Linked DNA regions of Homo sapiens: region 2 is linked to region 1. A link is an interaction called in ENCODE POLR2A ChIA-PET data of the cell type or tissue named here. Cell type or tissue: Panc1. All regions are shown on one strand. Each heading gives the region's core, and the rest is flanking DNA. Links, peaks and the distances in the headings are about the cores only. Region 1 has its middle 51 kb from the start of FAM169A. Region 2 overlaps GFM2 (GTP dependent ribosome recycling factor mitochondrial 2).

Region 1 (11,352 bases), core at 2,096-10,095:
GGACAGGGAGACGGGGATTATTGCTTAATGGTGACAGAGTTTCTGTTTCAGGAAATAAAGTTTCAGAAATAGTGGTGATAGTTACACGACATGGTGAATGTACTTAATGCCACTGAATTGGACACTTAAAAATGGTTAAAATGGTAAGCCTCATGTTCTGTATAATTTACCACAATTTTTTTTATTTTTTTATATTATTTATTTATTTATTTATTTTTAGATGGAGTCTCGCTCTGTCACCCAGGCTGGAGTGCGGTAGCGTGATCTCCACTCGCGGCAACCTCCGCCTCCCGGATTCAAGCGATTCTCCTGCCTCAGCCTCCCGAGTAGCTGGGATTACAGGTGCATGCCATCACGCCCGGTTAATTTTTGTATTTTTAGTAGAAACGAGGTTTCACCATGTTGGTCAGGCTGGTCTCAAACTCCTGACCTCCTGATCCTCCTGCCTCGGCTTCCCAAAGCTCTGGGATTACAGGCGTGAACCATCGGGCCTGGCCAATTTACCACAATTTTAACAAGACAGCAGGAACTCAAGATGGCTCAGGGAGGAGCTGATGCCCTCGGGAGAGCTGACATCTTCAGCCCTCACTCCACAGTTCTCTGGGCTCCTACCCTTGTTTCATTTCCCTCACTTTTTTTTTTTTTGAGACGGAGTCTCACTCTCTCGCCCAGACTGGAGTGCAGTGGCGCGATCTCTGCTCACTGCAAGCTCCGCCTCCCGGGTTCACGCCATTCTCCTGCCTCAGCCTCCTGAGTAGCTGGGACTACAGGCACCCGCCACCGCACCCGGCTAATTTTTTGTATTTTTAGTAGAGACGGGGTTTCACCGTGTTAGCCAGGATGGTCTCGATCTCCTGACCTCGTGATCCGCCTGCCTCGGCCTCCCATAGAGCTGGTCCCTCACTTTTTACTAACTCAGCCACATGTGTTTTTAAAAATTGTATTTTATGTAGCATTTATATTTTTATAGCGGAAATAGTTTTCAACATATTTATCATATTGCCAGTAATGTAAATATTCCCAACTTATTTTTTTAATTCTTCTGAAGTCCCATTATGTGTTTTTTTTTAAAGTCTACTAGATATATTGTTATATTTTGTTAAAATCCCATGGCATTGGAGAGTATGTATATAGTACATTCCCACTTGTGTTTTAGTAAAGGGGGTCAGAGACGGATTTGGACTCACTATTTTTACGCAAATAATATGCTAGTGGAGTACATCTGTAACTGCTAACAGTTTCTTCTGGAGAGAGAGAAAGGAGACCTAGGGATCTGAGGTAAGAGGAACAGTGGTTTTTGGACTGCTTTCATCTTTTACCGTGTGTGTGTGTGTGTGTGTGTGTGTGTGTGTGTGTGTGTGTGTGTGTAGTTTTCACTTAAAAAAAAAACTAATTAATTTTGGCCAGGCGCAGTGGCTCACACCTGTAATCCCAGAACTTTGGGAGGCTGAGCTGGGCGGATCACCTGAGGTCAGGAGTTCAAGACCAGCCTGACCAACATGGTGAAACTCCAGCTCTACTAAAAATACAAAAATTAGCTGGGCATGGTGGTAAGCCTCTGCTAAGCTACTCAGGAGGCTGAGGCAGGTGAATCACTTGAAACCAGGAGGCAGAGGTTGCAGTAAGCAGAGATCACGCCATTGCACTCCAGCCTAGGCAACAGAGTGAGACTCTGTCTCAAAAAAAAAAAAAAAAAAAACCTAATTTTTTGAAAGGTACTCCAACTTCCAGTTTTCCACAGAAAATACATTAAATACAAAAAAATTAGCCAGGTGTGGTGGCGGGCGCCTGTAGTCCCAGCTACTCGGGAGGCTGAGGCGGGAGGTTTGCTTGAGCCCAGGAGGCTGGAGGTTGCAGTGAGCCCAGATTCTTCCACTGCATTCCAGCCTGGGTGACAGAGTGAGACCCTGTCTTAAAACAAAACAAAAACAACTAAAAGTTTCTCAGAATAAAAAAATATATATTTATTTGAGTGAGTCTGAACTGTAAAGCCTGAGATAGAACTATCTCCAAAAGATACAATGAGAAAAGCTAGTTTTAGAACAATATCTATAAATAGTATGGCTCTAAGTTTAAAAATGTAAAATCCAAACTAATGTTTTATAATAAGACTATATATTACTTGTTTAATTTTTTTGATGGAATATTTATTGTCTAAATTTTGGTAAATGCAGAGAAGTTTAAGGAAGGAAATAGAAAATGGCTCAATACACTTCCCCACAAAAATAATACCTGTTAGCATTCCAGCTTCATCTTTCTTTCTTCTTTCATGTCTTTCCTCCTTCCTTCCCTCTCTTCCTTCCAACCTTGCTTCCTTCTCTTTCTTTCCTTTCTTCCATCTGTCATGTATATATATAAATTACAGTTGTAATTGATCTATGTTCTGCTTTACTCCCTTCACATATAAGTATTCTGCCATGTTGGCCGGGTGCAGTGGCTCACTCCTGTAATTCCAGCACTTTGAGAGGCCAAGCGGGCAGATCACAAGGTCAGGAGTTCGAGACCAGCCTGGCCAACATAGTGAAACCCCATCTCTACTAAAAATACAAAAAATTAGCCAGACATGGTGGCAGGCGCCTGTAATTCCAGCTATTCAGGAGGCTGAGGCAGGAGAATCACTTGAACCCGAGAGGCGGAGGTTGCAGTGAGCCAAGATGGCTCTGTTGCACTCCAGCCATGGTGACAAGAGTGAATCTCCATCTCAAAAAAAGTATTCTTCCATGTCAATAAATATTAATTGAAACCACAATTTTAAGTAAGTAATATCACTTTATATGAATATATAATTTACTGAACTATCTTCTTTTTTTGGCTTGTTTTTTCTACTGTATAACTTGATGAAAATCCTAATATGCGAAACCTATCTGTATTTTCTATCTTTCCTACTGGAAAATTTCCTAGAAGTGGAATTACTGGGTCAGGAAATATGAACATTTTAAAGAAATTGTAAGGCCTAATTTTTTCCCCAATAAGTGGTTGTACTCATTGTTGTGTCCATATACACTCCTACCAAACATACAGGAATGCCTGTTTTCTTCATCTTGACACTGGGACTAGTCCTTTTTAAAATTCTTTAAGACAAACACATCCTTTAATTTAAATTTATTTTTCTTTTAGAGAGAGATGAGGTCTTGCCCCTTTGCCCAGGCTGGAGTACAGTGGAATGATCATAGCTCACTGCAGCCTCAAACTCCTGGGCTTGAGCAATCCTCCTGCCTCATCCTCCAAAGTAGCTGAGACCACAGATGCGTGCCACCACCACCACACCAGTTTTGTTTTGTGTTTTGTTCATTTGTTTGTTTGTATAGACAGGGTCTCACTTTGTTGCCCAGGCTGGTGTTAAATTCCTGGTCTTGATCTTCCTGCTTTGGCATCCCTAAGTACTGGGATTACAGCCATCATGCCCCGCCTAAATCTCTTTACAAGAGATATTGAAAAATTTTAGACATTTATTGAATATTTGTATTTTTACATTTTTAACATTTAACATGTTAAAAATAACATTTTAAAAATATTTCCAAATAATAATAATTCTTTCACTTTGAAGTGGGGGGGGGGGGGATGTGCGCGCACGCATGCGTGTCTATTTCTAGGTGCTGAAAGATAAAGTACACAGAGTTACCACAAGAGGTCCCTAGCACACAAATTATATTGAAATCTTAAGCCTTCTTGAACTTAATTCCCAACAAGCCAGGATCTCCATAACCAGATAGGTTCATTAATTCCGAATTTTAGGGGCTCCCAACAATTGGCAACAGTGTACTGAAGAGAACAAGGGACAGTAGCTCGGCAATTCAGAAAGTGGGGTTCAAGCAGTGGTTTATTCCTCTGCATGCCACCCGGGCCCTCCTTCATTTCCCCACCTCGACCTCCTGTAACTTGATTCTTGTCAGATATATTCACTCTGAAATTTCAAAAGAAATAATCACTTCATGTCTGGGATGCCCTTCAGTCATTCATTTGATTGTTCATCGAATATTTATTACTCTGCGTAGTTAATCATTGAATGATGGTTTTTATTTTCTTTTAACAGAAAAAATTAGCTGCTATGTGCCACTGTCCTAGGTACTGAGAATATAATGATGAGCAAAACCAGACACTGTCCCCAGCCTTACAGAGCTCACACCTGTGACATCCATCCTAGCATATATAAGCAGACTTTCAGAAAATTCACCCTAACAGACGGCTTTGCCTTGTTAGGAGACATCATGCGCAGCCCACAAGGGATGTGTCTGCTGCTCTAAGATCCAGAACATTGTCTCTGTGACCCATGACTACATCCTACTGTGTCGTGAGTATTAAGCCATCTAGCTATGTATGAGATAAGGCTTTTAAAATTTCTTTCTAAAAAACTTTACAGTGTAATATACCTATACTGTAAAGAGTTCAGATTATATGGAAAAGTAAGTAACCAAATGAAAATCACCCATAGTCACAATCTTCAGATAGTTATTTTTAACAGAACTCTTTTTTATAAACAAATCATTATATATCTACACATTTGACATTCATTGACTACTCACTATGTAGAAAGCATATCCCAAAGCTGTGTCTTATTTTACTTAGGTTGCCAATAACAAAAATCATAGGCTGGGTGGCTAAAACAGTAGCAAGTTATTTTCTCATCATTCTGCGGCTAGAAGTCCAAGATCAAGGTTCTGGTCAATTTGGTTTCTGGTGATGGGTCTCTTCCTGCCACCTTCTCACTGTGTCCTCATACGGCCTTTCCTGGGTATGTGAATGGAGAGAGCCTGAGAAAAAACTCTTCTTAGTGTCTCTTTTTATAAAGACACTAATCCTATTGAATCAGAGCCCTCCCTTAAGACCTCATTTAACCTAAATTACTTTGTTACTCTAAATCCTGAAGGTTAGGGCTTCAATATATGAATTTGGGGATAGGGGGACACAAACATTCAGTTCGTAACAGGCTGCAAAGTCTCTGCAAATGAACAAGGCACACTCTTTGCCCGCTTTTCACTTATGCAAGAGTCCATGGTGCAAACTATGTTTCTGCCTCTTTGTGTTTTGTTTACCTTATTATCTTTTGCAATTTCCACCAGTGCCAGATAGACGAGGTTAGGAAAGGAAGGGAGAATCAAGAAAATTTTACTTTCCTCTCGGTTTGGAAAATATTCTGTAGAAAAGGAGGTTGATGCTCTCAGCTACTCCAAAGATCCTTAAAAGATAATGGTGAAGCATTTGCCATGTCTCCTTCTCCAGTGTCCTGGCTGTCCTCTGGGGCTTCCCACAAGGGTTGGGGTTGTTCAGTACATATCATGGGCCCCTCTTTACACTGATCTACTCTAGAAAGGAGCAATAATTCCAAATTCCCCTACTTTAGGGCAAGGCCAGGACTTGGAATGAGTTTCCCGATGGAGCCTGCCACTCACTGGGTCCTTTGTGGGAATCAGCACATGGAGAAGACTAAGTTTTATGGACTGAATTGTGCCCCTCCCCCCAGAAAATCATGCTGGAATCCTAACCCACAGTGTCTCAGGATAGGACTGTACTGAAGATATGATGATTAAATTAAACAAGTTGATTAAATTAGGATGAGGTCCTATGGGTGGGCCCTAATCCAAAGTGCATGTGTCTTTATAAGAAGAGGACATCTGGACACACAAGGAGACACACAAGACATGTGTGCATACAGAGGAAAGGCCACATGAGAACACAGCAAGAAGGCAGTCATCTGCAAGCCAAGGAGAGAGACAGAAGAAACCAACCCTGCTGACACTTTGACATTGGACTTCCAGTCTCCAGAACTATGAGAAAATGAATTTCTGTTGTTTAAGCTACCCAGTCTGTGGTACTTTGTTATGGCAGCTCTAGAAAACCAATGCACCAAGCTATAGTGCGGAGTCAAAAACGTTCCTGTCTCGTCTGTGTAACTTCATGTCTAATTTGCAGTGAGTGAAAGTAAAGGTGAGGAAGATGGATGTGACTAGGTCACTGTCTTAGTCCATTTTTGCTATAACAGAATACCACAAACTGCATAATTTATAAACAGTAGAACTTTATTTGGTTCATGATTCTAAGGGCTGGGAAGTCCAAGATCCAGGGGCTGCGTTTGGTGAGGGCCTTCATACTGGTCATCTCATTGGCAGGAAGTGGAAGGGCAAGAGAGCATGTGCTAGAGAGAGCAAGCAAACAAGACAGCTGAACTCGCTTATATAACAAACCCACTCTCATCATGACTCACCCACTCCTGAGATGGCAACATTAATCCATCCATGAGGCCAGAAGGCCTCAAGATCTAATCACCCCTTAGGAAGGCCCACCTCCCAACACTGTTGCATTAGAGATTATGTTCTCAACACATGGACTTTGAGGGACACATTCCAATCACAGCAGCCGCTAAGGAAAGTGAACATAGGGCTGGATTTATTTGTTCAGCAAACATTTCCTAATGACTCACACTGTTGTGAGTAGCATTGAGTGAAATACGGTCTCTACTCTTGAGCAGCTCATGACCCAGCAAACCAATTATCAGAGTGTGGCATGAGAAGTGCCACCTAAGAGAGAGATAAACTGGAGAAACTATAGGAAAAGAGAAGAGGAGACCAGAAAGACTTGTGAGAAGAAATTACACTGCTGTTGAAGTCTGAAAGAAAACTAGGATCTAGTTTGGAAGGAAAGAAAAACAGCAATCCAGGAAAAAACAAACAAACAAACGTGTGCAGAGCTGTATGGACTTGTGACAGCATGGTAAATTTAGAGACTTGCAGGTATGCCTGGAGCAATGGGGCCTGAAGGAGAGAGAAGGGGGATAGTTTTAGAAAGAGTCAGGGGCCAAATCCTGAAGGGCCTTGTGTGTAGATACTATCATTGACCTAGCGCTTATTCATTCTCCCCATCTTCCTTATAGTAAAAAACAAAACAACCACTGGAAAAAAAATCCACTGCTTAGTATTTATATTCCCTATGTTCCCTTGCTGTTAAGGTAGCTGTGACAACAGTTCTGGCAAAAGTGCAAGTCTACTGGGAATTTCTAGAAATGTTCTACTTTCCTGATCAGAAACCATCTTCCCTTCTCACTTCATCTTCCTACCTGGAATGCAGCTTTGGGGGTGTACCTGGATCCTTGATAACTTCTTCAAGCTGCTGCCTCTTGCTCTGTACTGTTCATTTCTCTTTGGTTAAGCTACTATGTTTGGGTTTTTCTGCTACCTACAGCCAAACACCATCCTGATATCACTGGTTTTACAGAAATTCAGGTAAAGAAGCTGTGAGAATGTGGTCACCCACTCTGGATAAAGATGGTGAAATGAAGTCTTCACAGCTAGAAGTCAGGAAACTTCCTGTCTTATCTGTATAACTTCATGCAGTGAAACTAGGGGTGACAGGGTCAATTCACAAATTATTAAGAAACTCAAAAATTATTAAGAAAGCAGAATCAATAGAATTTGGTGATTAATTGGATGTGACCTATTGGGAATTATCATCAAGAGATGACTTTTCTCGCCTTCTAAGTTCCTGAACTACAAATTCCACTTTCCTCTTACTTATTTTTTCCAACTCAATGTTTTTTCTTTCTCTCAGCATTTTCCATTCCCCATTTCAAGAAGCTGGCCAGTTTTAAATGTGTCTTTGTTCAGGGGCATTTGTGTAGTTGGACCTGAAAGAGATGTTGCACAAGACAGCCCCCTCTCCTGGCTTTTATTTTGAAAAATCTTCATTTGTCTTGGGAGTATGCTGGTCATTTTCTAGGGACAGGAGAGTGACCACTCACTGCCTTCAAGCAAGGAATCAAACCCAATGAGATAAGCTAGAGGGATTTGCTGAGACTAAAACAGGGAATGAGGGAATATAGCCTCCTCTGGTGTTTCCAGCTTCAGTGAGAGATCCCAGCTGGTGGTTCAAGCTGCTAATCTAGGACTCACCTTCACTCACCCCTCTCCAGTATTTCCTCCCACATTTAGCCCATCACCTACTCCTTTCTATTTTATTCTCTGAATATCTCCTGTGTCCCTCCATTTCTTTCAAACTCCACTGCCACAATCACCCAACCATACTCCATAAAATGATCTTTTCAAATTTGGAGTATTTTATAAAGTATGCAAATATTTTAATGGCCTCCTTTTGCTCTTAAAATAGACCAAAGTGTGGCTCATGCCTGTAATCCCAGCACTTTGGGAGGCCAAGGCAGGTGGATCACTTGTGGTCAGGAGTTCAAGACCAGCCTGCCCAACATGGCAAAACCCTGTCTGTACTAAAAAATACAAAAATTAGCCAGGTGTGGTGGCACATGCCTGTAGTCCCAGCTACTCATGAGGCTGAGGCAGGAGAATCGCTTGAACCTGGGAGGTGGAGGTTGCAGTGAACTGAGATTGCGCCATTGCACTCCAGCGTGGGAGACAGAGCAAGACTCCATCTCAAAAAAAAAAAAAAACACACACACACACAAAAAAAACGTAGACCTCCAGTGACTGACCTCTGTCTAGTTCACCAGCCTCACTTCTCTATTCTCTGCCCCAACTCTAGCCATGGTGACCTTGTAGCAACCAGAATGCTCTTTCCCTCCTCACAGAATTTCCCCTAGCTGCCCTCTGGTCAGATCTACTTAACTGCCACACCCATTCTGTGCATACACCACACACACACACACACACACACACACACACACACACACACACCCCTTGGCCACCTTCATTCATTCTTCAGGTTCCAGCCCAAATGTCATTTCTTTAGAGAAGCCTTCCCTGACCCCCCACCCTACTCCCCTAAATCAGGGACCCTGCTTTAAGTCATGGGTTTCTTTTTTTTCTTTTTCTTTTTTTTTTTTTTTTTTTGAGTCAGGGTCTCACTTTGTTGCCCAGGCTGGAGTACAATGGCACAATCACAGCTCAAGGCAACCTCAACCTCCTGGGCTCAAGCAATCCTCCCACCTCAGCCTCCCAAGTAGCTGGGACTATAGGCACACACCACCATGCCTGGCTAATTTTTGTATTTTTTGTAGAGGGGTTTTGCCTTGATGCCTAGGCTGATCTCAAACTCCTGGGCTCAAGCAATCCACCTGCCTTGTCCTCCCAATATGTTAGGATTACAGGCATGAACCACCAAACCGGACCTATGGGTATCTTTCACAGTATGTTTTCATGATATCTTTGTGTGATTATGTGATTGTTGTATCCCCTATCTATCTATCATGAGCTCCACATGAATGGGACTGCACGCATTATTTTATCTCCAGGGTCTGGTAGTGCAGACCTTACTGCCCAGGTTAGGTACATGGGCAGTAAGTCCCTGATGGAGATTTGTTGAATACCAAAAAATAAGAGAAGGAAAGAGAGAGTCTAAAATGATTACAGGCTTCTGGTGCAAGCAACCAAGTGAATTGTGAAATGAGATTCAGTTCAATTCATTTTAATTCTTTTATGAAATAAAGCACAAGAATATATGCATGCTTGATACAGAGAGTTGAAAGAGGAACATTACCCTCTCGCTCTCTAAGGATTCCCACTGGCTTCTCTGTGGATGGAGATTGCCATTCTATTATAACATGCAGCACACCCAGGCAGAAATAAACTGTCAAGGCAGAATTCTGAAAGGGCAGGCTGAATTCGCTTGTTTAGGGGATTTAATCTAGACCATAGATAGATAGAATGATTCCTAGAAAGGTTACCTTGAGATTTTATGAAGATGACAAAAAACTTATTGATATTTAAAAACATTAAGTGGACTTTGGATAATAATGATGTGTCAGTGTAAACACATCAATTCTAATAAATTATAACAAATTATAAAACTCTGGTGCCAGATGTCAGTAGTGGGGATAGCTGAAGAGGGGTTGCAGGGCCTTATAGGGGCTCTCTGTCTTTTTTGCTCAATTTTGTTGTGAACCTAAAACTGCTCTTTAAAAAAAAATTAAAAACCAATGTGTTAAAAGTAATTTACATAAAAAGATAAAATCATTATTCTTATTCAGAAAAAAAATGAACATGTTAAAGATTTTGCTTAACTCAGAATTCAGGAATCAGTCTAGTATTAAAACTGGTTCATGTGCTCGCTTTGGCAGCACATATACTAAAATTAAAATCGTTTCAAAGGAGAAGTCAGGCTGGGTGCTGTGGCTCACACCTGTAGTGCCAGCACTTTAGGATGCAGCAGTAGGAGAATCACTTGAGGCCAGCAGTTTGAGTCCAGCCTGGGCAACATAGTGAGACCCTATCTCTTCTAATAAAAAATAAAAAGGCCAGGCGCAGTGGCTCACACCTGTAATCCCAGCACTTTAGGAGGCTGAGGTGGGCAGATCACAAGGTCAGGAGTTCGAGACCAGCCTGGCCAAAATGGTGAAACCCCCATCTCTACTAAAAATGCGAAAATTAGCCAGGCATGGTGACGGATGGCTGTAGTCCCAGCTAGCTACTCGGGAGGCTGAGGAGGGAGAATCGCTTGAACCCGGGAGGCAGAGGTTGCAGTAAGCCGAGATCGCACCACTACACTCCAGCCTGGGCAACAGAGTGAGACTCTGTCTTAAAAAATAAAATAAATAAAAAATAAACTTAAAAAAAGGAAAAGCCAAAGAGCAGACACATTTATTTAGCCGGAATATTGCAATGAATGTGCAAATGCAGGCAACACTCACTTCCTCCACAGTGGGGGAAAGAAGTCAGTTGCACTTCTGCTGGACAGGACAGAATTTGCATGTCTATAGACAAAAACCATTTTGCATTTGTATCTGCTACCTATAAGATACAGTGTTGTACAATAACTCCCAAGGAATTAGAATCTGCCATGTAGAAAAGCATGCTATAATTTGCCACTGAAGCACACGTCTTCCTCTACACATACGTACAACAAAGCATTAAGGCTGGATGGCCCCAAGGTAAGGAGAATTCACTGTGTCTGCACAGACTTTGTGTAGTCTAATCAGGATGGTTTCTTGGGCGTCCCTCAGAACTTCTATCTGACATGATCTGATAGATGTAGGAAAATTGAACAGTGCCCTGACATTTCTGCTAAAGCATTGTATTTACTCCCTGGGCAGCAGCAAGGCACTAACTTCTTCGTTCTGGACTTATTTATTTTTTTAAACAGCTTTGCTGGGGGTATAATTTACATACCATAAAACTCACTTGTTTTGATTTGCTAGCAAGATGACTGAATAGGAACAGCTCCAGTCTGCATCTCCCAGTGAGATCGACACAGAAGGCAGGTGATTTCTGCATTTCCAACTGAGGTACACAGTTCATCTCACTGGGACTGGTTGGACAGTGGGTGCAGCCCACAGAGGGCGAGCTGAAGCAGGGTGGGGCATCACCTCACCTGGGAAGTACAAGGGGTCGGGGGATTTCCCTCCCCCAGCCAAGGGAAGCCGTGAGAGACTGTACTGGGAGGAATGGTGCACTC
Region 2 (11,352 bases), core at 1,348-9,347, 180 kb after region 1:
TTGGTTGCAGGACCTCCTGTGGATACCAAAATCTGCAGATGCTCAAGTCCCTGATATAAAATGATGTAGTATTTGCATATAACCTATTGATGTCTTCCTCTATACTTTAAATCATTTCTAAATTACTTATAATACCTAATACAATGTAAATGCTATGTGCCATTTTTTGTTCATCTCTCTCTCCCACTAATCATCTACCTGTCCCCCAAATTATTATTTCAATATTTCTCTTTCATTTGCTTTTCGTTGAGATGGAGTCTTGCTCTGCGGCCTAGGCTGGAGTGCAGTGGCACAATCTCAGCTCACTGCAGCCTCTACCTCCCAGGTTCCAGTGATTCTCCTGCCTCAGCCTCCTGGGTAGCTGGGATTACAGGCACGCACCACCACTCCAAGCTAATTTTTTTATTTTTATTTTTTGGTAGAGATGGGGTTTCATCATGTTGGCCAGGCTGGTCTCGAACCCCTGACCTCAGGTGATCGCCCACCTCAGCGTCCCAAAGTGCTAGGATTACCAGCGTGAGCCACTGCGCCGGGCCTCATTTGCTTTTCTTTAGTTTACCATAAATCCTTAAAGAACTTAGGTTTACATGTTTTGAACTTTACATAAATGAAATGTTACTGTTTGTATTTTATGACATTGCTCAACATTGTTGGAACTTTATCCATGTTGCAAATATGTGTAGTTATAATCTATTCATTTCAATCTTGTATATTGTTATAATATATGATTTTACCACACTTTATTGGGTATTCTCCTGTGGATGGGCTTTGAGGTTGTTTCTCTTTTTTGCTGTTACAAACAATGTGGCTATGAACATTTTTGTATCTACTTGTGCACATGGGCAATAGTTTCTTTAGGATTAAACTAAGGAGTAGCATTGTTAGGTCAAAGGATATGCATGTCTTTTACTTTACTTTTCACCAGATGTCAAATTATTTAGAAAATTTTAAAACCATCAATTTTATAGTTGGTATATAGCTCTGGGCCTCATCCACCTTCAAAATTATAATCTTCAAAATAGCAAGATTGTTAATATTTGTAATTTTATATTATATTGTTAGTATATATGGCAATAAATAAAACATACCTTAATTTCTTGAATATTATGGTAGAGAAAAACGTTTGAATCAGAGCCCTTGATTTTTCACTTCTAAATTGAATTGGTCCAAATAAATTTATTCAGCATTCATTTTTTTTTCACTTATCTTTTGTACATAGTTTTTTTTTTTAAGTATAGTCATGTACTTCATGATGACATTTTAGTCAACAACAGACCACATGAATGTTGACAGTGCCATAAGATTATAATACTATATTTTTCCTGTACCTTTTCTATGTTGAGATACACAAATACTTACCATTGTGTTACAGTTGCCTACAGTATTCAGTACAGTAACATGCTGTATGGATTTGTAGCCTAGGAGTAATAGGCCATAGCCTTGGTGTAAAAGCAGGCTATGCCGTCTAGGTTTATGTAAGTACACTCTATGATGTTGGTAGAATGACGAAATCACCTAACACCACATTTCTCAGAACTTATCCCTGTCACTAACTGATTCCTGACTGTATGTAGTAATCATTGCAACTTTATCATTAACATAATAATTGTTATTTTTGTTATTGAGTTAATGAGGGCCTACTGTGTGCTAGGTTAAGTGCTTTACATATACTTTTTAATTAAACCCTCACAAGAACCTTATATTGTCCCTATTTTACAGATGGGGAAACAGCAGCTCAAATGCTTAAATAAGTTGTCACACAGCTAATAAAGTGGCTGAGCTAGAATCTGAACCCAGGTTAATCTGTTTAGAGCTAAAGCTCTTACCCGCTTTGTTATACTGCTTTTTTAATTTGGGGAGCATAGAAGATATAAAAGTGGAATTGACGTTTATTAATAATTCATTCCTCTTTGAGTTTGTTTGTGTTGTTTTAATACAGAAGAGCTATAAGAATAAACTTAAGAAGGATCTTGTAATCTAGTTGAGGAGCCAACACACACTTGCCCATGTCTCATGGTCTTCTAGGATGTGATAGTATGTGACAGAAATCTCAGAAAGAATCTGAGACTGTCAGTAGCTAATAATATGCTAATTATAAGAAATACATAAGTATGTATAAAATTTACAGAATAAGACTACTTCACACCCATTAGGGTGCCTACTGTCAAATACAGAAAATAGGTGTTGGCAAAGGTGTGGAGAATTATAACTTTGCGCACTGTTGGTAGGAATGTAAATGTTGCGGCCACTATGGAAAACAATATGGCGATTCCTCAAAAAATTAAATATGGAGTTACTATATTACCCAACAGTTCCACTTTTTGGGTATATACTCAAAAGAATTGAAAAGAGTCTCAAAGAGATATTTGCACACACATGTTCTTAGCAGCATTCTTCACAATAGCCAAAAGGTAGAAGCAACCCAAATCCATGGATCCAGAGTAATCAGATTCAGAGACAGAAAGTAGAATGGCAGTTGCCATGGGCTGGGGAAGGGCAGAGAGAATAGAGTGTTGTTTAATTAATGTATATGGAGTTTGTTTTGCAAGTTGAAAAGAGTTCTGGAGATTTATTGTGCAATAATGTGAAAGTACTTAACACTACTGAACTGTGCAAGAGTACAGTGGGCTGGGTGTGGTGGCTCATGCCTGTAATCCCAGCACTTTGGGAGGCTGAGGTGGGCAGATCACGAGGTCAGGAGTTTGAGACCAGCGTGACCAACATGGTGAAACCCTGTCTCTACTAAAAATACAAAAAAATTAGCTGGGCGTGGTGGCACGCGCCTGTAATCCTAGCTACTCAGGAGGCTGAAGCAGGAGAATCGCTTGAACCCAGGAAGCAGAGGTTGCAGTGAGCTGAGATCGCACCATTGCACTCCAGCCTAGGTGACAGAGCCAGACTCCGTATCAAAAAAAAAAAAGAGTACAATGGTAAACTTTATGTTGTGTATATTTTGCGATAATTTAAAATTTTCCTTTAAATTAGTGGATAAGATTAGTGTGGAATAGAATCAACTTCCAATATTGAAGGTGCACAGTAATAATAGCTAATACTTATTATACACTAGTATATATTCTTAAAGCATAATTTGAATTATTTAATCTTTATAACAGCCTCAAGAAGTAGATACTACTATCATCTTTGTGAGTTACTAAGGCAGAGAGGTGAAATAACTTGACCAAAATTTGAACAAGTGGGTAAGTGGTGGAACCATTTCTAGGTAGTCTGATTCCAGAAGCTGAGCTTAACCATCACATATAATGCTTTCCAGAAGGATGGTTAGGTACATTTCTGCTATACTTAATCCTGTTAACAGTGTGGTTTTTTTTTTTTTTACCAAGTTTGAACGTTTTGCTCCCTTGTACTGTTATATGCTTTTGAAGCTGTTTTATTAATTTGTCAGCTGAATGATCCCATTTCGTATAGTCGGATGGTCATGAAAAGAATGTGAAATAGACAATTGCATTTTTATTATTGAAATATTGCCTACGCCTCCCTTCCCTAACATAAATGTATTTCTTCAGTGCGGGATTACAGCAACATTAATTCTCTTAGTTTGACTGTCTTGGGAGATCTGGTGAACATTCAGAATATTAGAGGAAAACCAGATGAAACTTTTTTATAAACTAAAACCTCCAGATTTATCTAAGAAAGGCCAATCCATTGTATGTGCTATCATTGTAAGTTGCACATTTTCTTTGATTTCTTTTGAGCACACTGATAGCATTTAATTAAGATGCTTTATCAGGATCTGGCTTTCTGTGAATTTAGGAAACTCCTAATAGTATCTTTAGTTTTCCATTTCTTTTCCTTTCAAAGAAAAACATTTTTCTTTATCTCTTTAGAAGAAGTGAAGAGTTGCTTGGCCTAGGTAAGGTAGCTGTCTTGAAATATTTGAATATTGTCTGTTTATGGTGTTTGGACAAATTAATAGTTAATGAAAGTAAATGCAAGTTATAGAACTCTAAAACCTTTCTTTATAGGTTGCAGATTTGGATGATGAATTTGCTGACTTGGTTTTAGAAGAATTTAGTGAGAATTTTGATTTGTTACCAGCTGAAAAGGTAAATTTTATTATTCAATGGCTTTCACAAAATTTTACTAATTGGATGTAGTTTGATTTCTCTGCCTTTGATGTGTGTGCATTTTTTTTTTAAACTTTGCATATTATTAGAAAGTGGTAAGTTTAAAGTTAGGAGAACATTAAGTTAAAGTCACTACTAATACAATACTTATTGGCAGTGATTTATTACTTTCATATATACTTTACAAAATTAAAAATTGAATCTGTTTAACTTCTATTGAGTCTGCATCAGTTAACTACTCATTCTCTGTAGTCTTTTCATTCTGATAATTCCTCTAAGGATGTTTAGGGAAATCACAGAAAGTTTATATTAAAATTTACTGTTGTTTCAGGCTACTACAATTACCATTTTTCTGAGAACATTATTTTCTGAATCTTTTTAAATTTTTCATGGAAACTCATTACAGTTCTTTGTTTTTGTCTTTTGACATACAGTAAGCCAGAGAAGAGGCAATTAAAATATTGATAGTAACTGAATTATGACAGATTTCTTGAAGGAAACTCTGTTTTGTTCTGCCAGGGACTTTCCCCATGGAATTTGGCAAATTTACTGTTTATTTTTCTTTATGAAACGTAAGAGTTGCCAAGCAAAGTATTTCTAAGTAATAATCTGTAAAATGAGCCAAAGATGAGCCTAGCAAATTCACTTAGTAGTCATTAAAAGAATTAAAAACACAAGAGCTGAAACATGTTATTGAGCCACTCATAAGTTAGAATGAAAAAAAGTATTTTTTCTTTTGAATGAAATGTGAATTTTGAAACTGTTTATTTTTGAGTGTTTAAATGTGATATTTATTGTACCCTATCTTCACATAACATGATTTATGTTTTCAGAGAGCTCACAATCTAAAGTAGAATTGACCCACCAATAATAGCTTGCAAACACACTCAAGCTTTTCTTGTTTTTTGAAATCTTTCTAAAAATTTTCCTACTTGGATTTCTCATTTTTCCCTTAGGATTTTGTTTAATATGGATTTAATTTATTTGAAGAAATGGTAACTCAGATTTACATATTTTATTTATGATCAGTTCCTCTGTTAGACTATCAAGGTTAAATCACAAGTATATTCATTTATTCAAGAAATATTTTTAAGCACCTGTTTTAACCACTTTTCTTGTTGCTGGGGATTTAGCAGTATTTCCAGGGGTAATGCTTATATGGATTTTACATTCTAGCGAATAGGAGACAGATAAACTAATAAATATCTAACATCCAGATAGTGATGAGTGTTAAAAACTAAGCCAACAAAATGATGAAGGTGTGATGAGGAGTGCTGGTTACATGGCTGGTTAGAGAAAACCTCTAATTTTGAGCTTCTCGCCAAGACCAGTACACAAAATAAATGCTCATTTGTATCTCTGCTCTGTAGCTACAGACTGCAATACATAGAGTGACACTAGCTCAGACAGCAGTGCCTGTGCTTTGTGGAAGTGCCCTGAAAAACAAAGGGATACAGCCCTTGTTAGATGCTGTTACTATGTACTTACCTTCACCTGAAGAGCGTAACTATGAATTTCTGTAAGTATGCAATCACATATATTAAAATTCTATAGCTTTGAAGAAACAAGTAGGCAAATACTTTTATGAAAAGTAGTTAAATCACCATTTTTGAATAATAGTGGTGAGTGTTATTGCAAATGATGTAATAAGGAATCATAGTAATTTTTGCTTGAAAGGAACATTTTTCATCTCTTGTAAAAAGAGATGTCTTACACATAGAGCTAAGAGGTATGTCTTTTCACTGTGTAAAAGTGTAAGTGTTGACCCTGCCATCTTAGTCTTAGAAAAGTGATATCCTGGGGATGTTTGTTAAATATTCTATAGTTATATTCATCTGGATTTCAGGATTTTTCATAAGCTCAAAATATTTTGTGGCTATAAAGAAAGGTCATTGTTTTACTCCTATTGTCACTAAAAGCTTTGTACTTAAGTAATAAGTCCTTTAAAATCTGAGTAAGCAATGTGTAAAATGGCAGAGAAATGGACTTTAATTATCTTAATCCTGACATTAATAACTTTTCATATCTCTAAATTGGAGAGGCATGATGGTGAAGAGCACAGGCTTTGTACTATTGGATTTAAATCCTAGCTTTTCCAAGTTCCTTAACATCTCATCTATAAAATGCAAAGAATAGGACCTATCTCATGGTGTTCTTATAAGAATTAAATGATTAGTAAAGCACAAAGAACAGTGCCTGGTATAGTAAGCTCTATATTAGTATGTATTAAAGTTAAAAATTGGAGGGAATGGGAATAAGATTGGAGAAGTTCTGTCATAGAAGTGTTTAAACTACTTTAAGTCAGGAATTCCTTTGAAACTAATGAAAATATGGAGCTCTCCTTAGATGCGCAAAATTTGGCAATTGCAGGAGAACTCAATTCTAAAACTTACCAGTGATTACCAGTTTAAGAACATCATTCTGTTAAGAGTGTTGGTTATGTGAACAATTTCAAGTTTATAGTATAGATTTTTATGGTTATGTAATGGACAGAAAGTGGAAGGAGAGCGTAAAAGCAGTAATTGGAAAGTACCTATTTATTTACCCTGTGCAGATTTCTTGATAAGTAGTGTGATATTCCCAGGTATAGCCTTCATGGGGAGAGCTCTTGGCAATGAAATTATTCACAAATAGAAGTAATATTTGGAAGAGAATCTGTTATTTTTAGTTTTGAGGAATTAATGGTAAGATCTCCATTGAGTAATTTAGTCAATGGAAGAAGAGAGTTACGTAACAAAGACATTATTTAGTGGCTCTAAGTAGCTCTACTAGAAGATAAAATAGATCTTTGGGGACATTAAGGTTAAGTTTCTGCAGTTATGGGAAGTGTATTTTATAGGCCTTTTTGGAATGTTTATTTTATAGGCAGTGGTATAAGGATGACTTATGTGCATTGGCATTTAAAGTTCTCCATGACAAGCAGCGAGGACCACTGGTTTTTATGCGCATTTACTCAGGCACTATAAAACCCCAGTTGGCCATTCATAATATTAATGGAAACTGCACGTAAGTAGAAGCTTAGATTATTTTATAAAACTGTATGCACTTCTTTAAAAATACTTTTACTAACATAAAATTGTGATTTTACAGGGAGAGAATAAGTCGTCTGCTTTTGCCGTTTGCTGACCAACATGTAGAAATCCCTTCATTGACTGCTGGTAACATTGCTTTGACTGTTGGGCTTAAACATGTAAGTGACCAAATGATTTCTCTAGGAAATAACAGCTTAAATATTTAATTACAAGTAAGCAACTTGTAATATCAAAAACCCATAAACAATCCAAATGTCCATCAATAGTAGAATAAAGAATATTATGGCATATTTGTCAACATGGCTGAATCTCATACATTTACTAGGAAGAAAAGTAGATTACGGAAGACCACAGACGGGATGGATTGTATTCATATAAAGTTCAAATCCAAGTAAAATAACATACTGTTTATGGATATATATGTATATACATATATGTGTGTTTTAAGTTTATATAAAATATTGTTTTGTTCCCATTGGGTTTATTCCTATCTTGAGCATTGCAAAAAATTTAACCTAGACTTATAACTGATCAGGTTATAATGTTTTGTTAGTAAAGCCTCCATGAGAGCAAGGATTTTTGTCTTTTTTGTTCAATGCCCTACAGTCCATAGATCAGTGTTTGCATATAGTAGACACTCCATAGATAATTGTAGGATGAATCGATGAAAATACTTGATGTTGTATTTATTTTTCATGGGTTAAAACTAAGGATATTTCATTTATATGGATTAAATCAAATATTTTCTCATTGACCTTTATGTAGTAAGCATTGTTATTTTAAACATTTTAACTCTTCATGACTAGTTTCAAGTTTGAAGATCCTTCAGTAGAAAATTCCTATAGGCTGGTCACTGGACTTCTGGCATTGGAATGTCCCCTCTATCTCCCTGAAGGCAGGAGCTCCTTGTATGTATTTGAAGAAGCTCTACAAATACATTGGGACTATTGCTTCAGTAGGATTGTTTTTACAGAGAAGGAAACTGGCACAGAACTTCACAATATAAAAGTTTAGAAGTGAAATTACAGTTTTTAAAAGATAATTGGGCTCTACATGGAAGCCAGCAATCTGCACAGTTAAGGGTATTCTGGTTAATTATATATTTTAGTTAATAGGAGATTTTCTGTAAAAAAGGAATAAATTCTTATGGGTGGTAGAACACTCTAATGGACTTCTCCCTAACCTGTCTTGTCATGATTGAAAATTTAGGAAGGTACATTTGTTTTGCCAAATGATTTTGGATGTGTATGTGTGTGTGTTTTATTGTTTGTTAGAATTTATTACAACAGTATTTTGGATAGAATTCTTATGCAAGTTAAATTAGCTTTACTTATGCAAAGTTATTAATGAGCTTTTTGAATTTTATTTCTCTTTTAAGTTCTGATGAAAAGAAAGGGCCACAAAAAAGTTTTCTTATATTGTGGTTCTTGGTGTAAGATGAGCGCTTGCTAAATGCCACTTTCGTTCCAAGTCATCTTGTTTGCTTGCAGACTGCCACTGGAGACACCATTGTCTCATCCAAGTCCAGTGCATTAGCTGCAGCTCGTAGAGCCGAACGGGAGGGAGAAAAGAAGCACAGACAAAACAATGAAGCAGAGAGACTTTTATTGGCTGGAGTGGAGATTCCAGAACCTGTTTTCTTCTGTACCATAGAACCCCCATCACTGTCTAAGCAGCCAGGTATAAATGGTCTTAGTGTGTCAACTAATTAGTGCGCTGATAATTTATATAAAATAGTTGCAATATACCCTCAAGAGATTTCTTATGTGATTGAGGTAAATTTTATCTGAATATATTGGTAAACATTTCTTGTGGTTGGTCTTGTTTTTTAAGATGTTTTGATTTTTACAAATGCCTTCATTTTTTTCTCTTCTTATTTCTTGGCCATTCTTCTCATATTATATTCTTCCTTACTCTTGTAGTGCTATCTATGGGATTCTAAGTAATTGGCCTTAGAACTGCCCTTCTAGTATATTAGATTAGACAGTAACTGATTCATAACCAATTCAGTTTGTCATCATCATGTATAAAAATGCTGTTTTACCTTGTTTTCTACCTCAACCTCTAGAACTCAATGAAGATATTTATATACTGTGGATAATCTTGTTTGACCTTTTGTTAGTAACTTTGTTCTTTAGCATTTTAGCTCAGATTTTTTTCAGTGGCTTCTCATTACTTCTAGCACACACCCAAACTCTTTAGTGTGGTATGTAAAACCCATGATTCCAATTATAATTTCCAATTAGATTTGGTTACATATAGCAGAAAACCCCCAAATAACAATTGCTTTAATAGGACAAAAATTTATTTCTCTCTATCTCCTAACAGAAGCCTTGAATTGGTAGTCAGGGATTAGAGTGGCTCCACAATGTTATCAGGGATCCAGGCTCTAATCTTTTTGTCCTGCCTGAGTGCATAGCTCCTGGAGCCTTGGGCATCACCTTGGAGTTCCTGACAACAGAAAGGAGTAAGGGGAAGGAAGAAGATAATACCCCTTTTCTCTTAAGATTTCTTCTATGTCATTGGCCAGCACTGAGACATATGGCAGCCTGTTGCAAGGAAGTCTGGTAAAAGCAGCCTTTTAAGTAGGCAGCAGCAGAGTAGAGTGGAAGGCTGCTAGTAGTCTCTGCCACAGCCTTCTTGCCTGGCTTCATTTCTTGTGAAACTTCCGCCTTCATTTTGACCCTCTTCTTTAACCCAAATTAGAATAAAACTATAGTACCTAGCCACACCTTATGCTCCCACAGTAAAATAATTGTGATTTCCTGAAGGTACCGTGCTCTTTTTTGCATCGCTATTTCTTTTCTTCTGTTCTCTCTTGCATTATAATAGTAGCCCATGAACTTAACCTGCCTGGAAAAGGTTTACCCTTTCTTTAGGTCTCACCTCAAGCATCACACTTTATGAGGCTCTCACTGAATTCCTATATTAGACTGTTTGTTTAAGGACAGACCTTCTAGTTCTAGAAGTGGCATTAGAAGCCCTCTTTCCTTTGAAAACAAGTTGGACTCACAGATTATGGGAGAACAAAAGCAATCTCTATTGCCTCCCCTTGTCTTCCTGAGGACCCTGTAGGGAGAAAGAAGGAAGATCCCTAGCCCAGTAGAGGTTACAGTTGCTCACCTCCCCAAATGGAGTTCACATGAAAGAAATCTGAATATAGATGTAAGACAGCCCCCAGTACTGAAGGAAACTGAAACTGAGTCTTTTTGTGTCCACTTGCTGAAGGAATAGCATTTAAGTTAAAATGGGCCTAACAGCAATTTTTCTGTTACTTTAAATGCCTTGAGGACAGTTAAGTATAGTTTTTATTCTAGTGGAAAAGGATCAGGTGATGATGCATCTGGCTGCCTAAGTATATCAAAGTTAACCAAGCTGGTTGTATCAGGAGTGGCCAGGCATTTAAGAGCAGGGGCTGCCCAAACAAAGTAACCCATGGATTCTTTGAAATATATTTGAGAGTCATTTTATATTTCAGATGCAGCATGAGCACCTAAATTCAAATTGTGGGCTTGCAGTGAAATTGCACCAGCCAGTTTTGCATCTAAGAACTCAAGCCTTTAACTACTTTAGGAGAAAAAGTGTGGTATCCAAAGTCTCATTAATGGGCATTAGCTCAGGGGTCCTAAGCCCCCAAGAGGAAGGGATTTACCAAAGCTCCCTTACTTAGACTTCTTTCAAGCAGATCTACATGTTTCTTTTTTGTGCTTTTATTGTACTTACCCCATGGTCCAGTTATAACCCTCGATACCTGTTACAATGCTAACATCACAAATATTTTAAAATAATTTATTTTACAGTAAAAGTTATTTTTATTCCAAAAGTCACTTAGTGTCATACGCATGTACTCTGTTTGAGTATCTGTATGTGCTTAAAATAAAATATTATCTACAATAATGCCTCTTAACCTTGAACGTACATACACATCTCTTGGGATTCTTGTTAAAATGTAGACTCTGACTCAGTAGGTCCAGAACCTAAGATTCCGCATTTCTGTCAGACTCCAGGCATTACCAGTGTTGCTGGTCCTTGGAGCCCACTTTGGGATGTCAAGGGTCTAGAACAGTATTGTCTAGTAGAAATATAATGTGACCTACATATGTAATATAAAATTTTCTTATAGCCACATCAAACAAACTGGTGAAATAAATTTTCATAATATATCAAAATATTACTTCAATATATCAATATTAAAATTACTAATATTTACAATATTAAAATTATTAATATTACTG

Evidence for each region. ChIA-PET counts read pairs that join two places held together with the same protein. Peaks named below come from ENCODE experiments on the same cell type or tissue, not always from the same donor. Only the 100,000 strongest peaks of a DNase experiment are listed, where the experiment ranks them.
Region 2: POLR2A ChIA-PET joins it to region 1 with 10 read pairs; 3 of 35 experiments call an interaction of 5 or more read pairs at or near these places.

What each region holds. Positions count from the first base shown.
Region 1 is chr5:74,911,968-74,923,319 of GRCh38, reverse strand. No RefSeq gene overlaps it. Among named protein-coding and RNA genes, the nearest start is that of FAM169A, 51 kb to the right of the region's middle. In Panc1, for the core only: CTCF peaks have their summits at 3,412 and 3,619 (motif pointing right); DNase peaks (open chromatin) are centred at 3,625 and 6,369; H3K27ac peaks cover 1,116 bases.
Region 2 is chr5:74,734,241-74,745,592 of GRCh38, reverse strand. It overlaps GFM2 (GTP dependent ribosome recycling factor mitochondrial 2), which reads left to right. Exons shown (of 21, transcript NM_032380.5): 11 at 3,984-4,064; 12 at 5,456-5,604; 13 at 6,951-7,091; 14 at 7,176-7,275; 15 at 8,608-8,797. Among named protein-coding and RNA genes, the nearest start is that of GFM2, 27 kb to the left of the region's middle. In Panc1, for the core only: no CTCF peak of the experiment used is centred there; no DNase peak of the experiment used is centred there.